Regions from separate parts of the Mus musculus genome. Here region 2 is linked to region 1. The links are chromatin loops, found by intact Hi-C in ENCODE. Cell type or tissue: left cerebral cortex. All regions are shown on one strand.

What was found. Hi-C counts contacts between places; a loop is a spot of excess contacts. Peaks named below come from ENCODE experiments on the same cell type or tissue, not always from the same donor. Only the 100,000 strongest peaks of a DNase experiment are listed, where the experiment ranks them.
Region 2: it touches region 1 in a loop (4-fold over the local background); 19 of 42 quality-filtered maps call a loop at or near these places.

The regions. Positions count from the first base shown.
Region 1 is chr11:98,908,743-98,911,242 of GRCm38, reverse strand. It overlaps Cdc6 (cell division cycle 6), which reads right to left. Exons shown (of 12, transcript NM_001025779.2): 2 at 2,413-2,500; 3 at 772-1,056; 4 at 466-665. Among named protein-coding and RNA genes, the nearest start is that of Cdc6, 2.2 kb to the right of the region's middle. In left cerebral cortex, a CTCF peak has its summit at 1,398 (motif pointing right); a DNase peak (open chromatin) is centred at 1,409.
Region 2 is chr11:98,698,688-98,701,187 of GRCm38, reverse strand. Gm38985 (a long non-coding RNA gene) reads left to right here. Exons shown (of 3, transcript XR_001780319.2): 2 at 90-775. It also overlaps a transcript of Csf3 not described here. Among named protein-coding and RNA genes, the nearest start is that of Csf3, 1.4 kb to the left of the region's middle. In left cerebral cortex, a CTCF peak has its summit at 1,111 (motif pointing left); a DNase peak (open chromatin) is centred at 1,120.

The DNA of each region.
Region 1 (2,500 bases):
TTACTTACTTCTAGGAAGCAGTCAATCTCCCAACCATCTATTCTTCCTGAACCTTTAAGAGTCAATTGTTAGCCAGGCGTGGTGGTGCACGCCTTTAATCCCAGCACTCGGGAGGCAGAGGCAGGCGGATTCCTGAGTTTGAGGCCAGCCTGGTCTACAAAGTGAGTTCCAGGACAGCCAGGGCTACACAGAGAAACCCTGTCTCGAAAAACCAAGAAAAGTCAATTGTTGGGGCTGGAGAGATGGCTCAATGGTGGCTGCTCTTCCAAAGGACTCAGGTCCAATTCCCAGCACCCACATTGCAGGGCACAACGGTCTAGAACTCTAGTTCCAGGGGGATCCAACATCCTCACACAAACATACATACAAGCAGAACACCAGTGTGCACTTACTAGCGCGCACACACACACACAAATTGATATATTATCTCAGCAAAAATATCCATAATTCAGATGCTTGGTGTACCTTGAAGTCTTGCAGAATCCGGCTTAAACAGGCAGTTTTTCCAGTCCCAGGAGCGCCAGAAAGGTAGAGACTGCCAGCTTTCTTCCCACAGATGTGCTCCTTCAGAAAATTCCTGATGACACCCATCTCCTGCTCTCTGGCAGGCAGCCGATCCGGGACAGCTGTATTCAGGACGAGCTTGGCTTGCTGATAGCAAGTGCCTGTGTCGGACAAATGAACAATTAAAGACAAAGCCGAAGGTGACTGGGTTTCATTCAGACCCACCAGCACGGTCCCTGATGGCTACTCTACCACGTAAGGACTCACCTTCTTGCTTGAACAGTCTTATACACACAGACTCCTTCTCCGGCGGACATTTCTGCTCAGGATCTGCTTTGCTCTCTGGACTTCTTTGAGCGGAGGAGGAACGTATCTGGTGTTGGCGAACTCTGTCTTGTTCTTTTGGGGGGGAAGCCTTAAATGTCGGCTCATCATCGAATACTAATCTGCACCCCTTCCACGTATGTGAGCGAGGGGGTCCGTTTTCTTTCTTGCCCAGCTTTGGTGGAGAACAGGGAGATAACCGGGGAGTGTTGCACAGGTTGTCATCGCCTGAAACGTGAAGCAGACATGCTCAGTCAGAGCGATGCTGTCAGCCACCTAAAACACTGTCTGTCCTTCACTGCGGAGGGCAGGAAAAAGAACCACAAAGACCTCCCCCACGATCAGAAAGAGGTGAATCGCTTTCTTTTTTTGAGACAGGATTTCTCCTCAGAGCCCTGGCTGTCCTGGTAACCCGGGAGGCCCCTGAACTCACAAAGGACCTGCTTGCCCCTGCCTCCTGAGTGCTAGGATTAAAGGTGTGCACCACCATCACCGGCAAGAGGTGAATTTCTACCCGAGTCAGAACCACAAAAGAAACTTCTCACCAAGGAGCAGATGTGGCCACCAGATGGCACCCCTGAATCTTATCATTTGGTAGCAACCTAATGAGTTCTAGTGGTGTGAAACTGTAAGATTCTTTTTAAATAAGCCTCATCAACCTTGGCGCTCCCGACATCTCAGGATAAGTAAGCTCCCTCTATAGGGAGCTGTTTGTGTGCACTGCTGGATGCCCAGCATCCTGGTTAGCTCTTACTCACGGTTCCAATACCACCCCCTCAACGGGAACAATCTTCAGATATGGCCAAATCACCCCCCACTCACAACAGACGCTCTCTGTACACATCTACCCATAACACCAGTACAGAAGCTCTTAGACTGGGCACGTAGGGCCGGTGGTACAGCACTTCCTAGCACATATAAGGTCTTGGGTTCAACCCCTAACATCCAAGCAGCTGCAACATTACCACACACAGTATGCGTGGTAGCGCGGGAAGGACCTCAAGTCTGAGGCAATCCTGGGCTACAAAAGCGAGTTCCAGGCCAGCCTGAGTTAGAGATCATTTCTCCAAAAACACCAAACACATCGAAAACCGGAAATGGCTGTCAAGTACTATTTGATAGCAAAAATTAAAAAAATATTAAGAATCTCATCAAATTTTTCTTTCTCAAGACAGGAGTTCTCTGGGTTAACCCAGGCTGGCCTGAAACTCACTCTGTGGACCAGGTTGGCCCCAAACTCAAGAGACCCACCTGCCTCTGCCTTCTGAGTGCTGGGATTAAAAGCAAGCTCACCACCTCCCGGGTTATTTGTTTCCTCTTAATTTCACAAGCACGCAGGCGAGTTCCATAACACTATAACTTCAAGGGAAATGTAAAGGACAGAACTAAGGAAATGAAGATCAAACCTAGGTTCCTTAGCAAATGATCTCTAGTGTACGGCTCAACCGTGAAATTCGGTACACACTTGGCAGCCATTATGAAGGCAAATACAGCTCTGGTTTTAAGAGCCAGGCACCTCAGCATCAAGGCAGGAAAGGCTGAGAGCTCAGTCACAAAGTCGCACTCACAAAGCGGAGGGCTTACCCAGACGTTTTCGGGGACTGAGAGGCAGAAGTTTTACGTCCACACACGGAGTGGTGGGTACAGGCTGGACGTTTCTAAGTTTTACTTC
Region 2 (2,500 bases), 210 kb after region 1:
CTGTTTGCGAAAGTTTTTGTGAAATCGGGGAATCTCTGTTCCTTCCTTGACGTCTTGTCCCCCCCTCAAACTCTCTTCCTCTCTTCCAGCCACACCCAGGCCTGAATCGCTGCAGGGTGTTGGATCTGGATCCGAGTTGTCCAACAAGGCTGGTGAAACCCTGGAGGGGATAGCAAGGAACTCAGACCCTGGGGAAGAATGGGTGCTCAGATCAAGACTGCTTCTGTCTCTCCATCCTCTGGCAGACGTGCTTGGGGAGCCCCCTCTGCCCTTCATTTGTGATTCTCAAGTCACCTATACCTGGGACAAACATCCCGAGAGAAGAAAGAACCTGTCCTCTTTTCAGACCCATAAGCTTCCTGGTGGCTGCCTCCTGCTTTTCTGGGAGCCCTCCACAGCACCCTAGGTAGGGTCTTGCTGTCTACGCCTGCCCCACATTTGGATAAAAATAAATTGGTCCAGCATTCAGGCCGTTCTGTCCCAGGCTGATTAGCTGGGAACTCCCCAATACCCCCCATTATGACTCATTTCTTTAAGCCCCTGGATCCTGGCAGAGAGGCCAGAGGAAACCGGATGTCTGTCTTGAATGAATCAAGACCCTCTGGGGCTCCTGGCTCACCTGACCTTGCCTTTCTGCTTCCCTTGGCACATTACCTCGATGTCGTGGAGTCTGGGGCATCTGGAGGGCGTCGGAGGCTGGGTCATGGAGTGTCCCGACGATCTCTGCTCATTATGTAGCAGTGGTGTGAGCTGGCTTGAGTCGATGCATGCTGAGGTGAGAAAGGAGGAGCTGCATCTCCCATCCTAGAACTCTGCCCAGTGTTAGCTCTGAAAGAGACCTTGGTGATTTCACCTCTGTGAACTGGGCCAGAAAGGGAAATGCCTTGCCCAATCATGGGTAGTAGGGATGGAGGGACATCCCAGTCGCTCTCAGTCCCAACAGGGTATTACTACCTAAAAAGGAGGACGGCATTCCTTGTCTGACTGATGGCATCTCGATCTGGTACTTTCTGAACTATTTCACCCCCACCAAGGTGGGGCCAAGGAATATAGACATTTTTTGATGTTGAGGCATACCTGATGGGGTGGGGCCAACTCTGGGGCTAGGGTGCCCTCTGGTGGCCACAGATGTCATGGACATTAACTACATAGCCTCTGCTTGAGAGGACAGGCCAAGGGATTCCCATTCTGTTTGTTTATTTGTTTGTTTTTGTTTTTCAAGACAGGTTTTCTCTGTCTCGATAGCCCTGGCTATCCTGGAACTCACTCAGTAGATCAGGCTGGCCTCGAACTCAGAAATCTGCCTGCCTCTGCCTCCTGAGTGCTGGGATTAAAGGCGTGCGCCACCATGCCCGGCGAGATTTAATTCTTAAAACATGCTAACTGGCAACAGCTGCCTACTTTATATGTCACAAACTCAAGACCCACAGGGGTCGAATAGAATATCAGATAGACATCTTGCGTATCAGATACTTACATCGTAATTGATAACAGTACCAAATCACAGTTATGAAGTAGCAATGAGATCGTTTTATGTTTGGGGGTCACCACAGCATGAGGAACTGAATTAAAGGGCTCGGTATTAGGAAGGCTGAGTGCCACGGTGTAGGGGGTGGTGGGGATCTTTTGCTGCCATTATTTTGTTCTGTCTACCAATTGGTGGGCTGCAGATGAGGGGTGGCCTTGATGAGCTGCACAAGCCCCCTTTGCTCTATTGCACCAGCCAGCTGGAGTGCACCTCGGAGAGTGGAGAATAAAGACCGGAGGGCAGCGTTCAGAATGTAGCTTAACTGATACAGTACCTGCCTGGCATGGACAAAGCTCTGGGTTACATCTCTAACCCTGCATAACACAGGCATGGTGGCACACACCTGTCATCCCAACACTTGGGAAATAGAGGTAGGAGGATCAGAACCAGACCTGGCTAGAGAGGGGCCCTGAGGGCCCCGACATAGTGTAACAATTGTCACTGCTGCTAGCTGCTAACCAGAACTCAGTGGCCAGACTCTGTTGCCAAAGACACCGCGGGCTCTGGGCACAGGACATAGAGGAATCAAGCTGGACGTGATCTCAGAGCGTCTTCCTTGCTGTCTGGACCTCACGGTGTATGCAGGCTGCTAAGAGGATTGCCAGCCAATGCTTACTCAGCTATCGGGGTCTGCACGTTGTACTACTGAGCCCAGGGCCACCGGCGTGCAACAGTGGATTATCTATAGGGGTAACCAATGACTTCCCAATTGGATTTGAGGCCACAGGATGGAATCCACTCTAGTACTATCATGGTCAGCGTTTATGTGTGGGAAGTCCTGGGACCCAGTAGGGAAGCTATACTGCTGTTCTGATAGATAGGATGCGCTTGTCCAGTTGCCATCTGAATAATGTTTATTACTGTCATAGCTTGTCAGCTTTGGTCAGAGACTCGTCTTTTTGTCATGGTCAGAGCGCTGAGAAGTGACTGCTGGATGCTTAGCTATTAGTGAGAGAGCTGTAACACCCTATC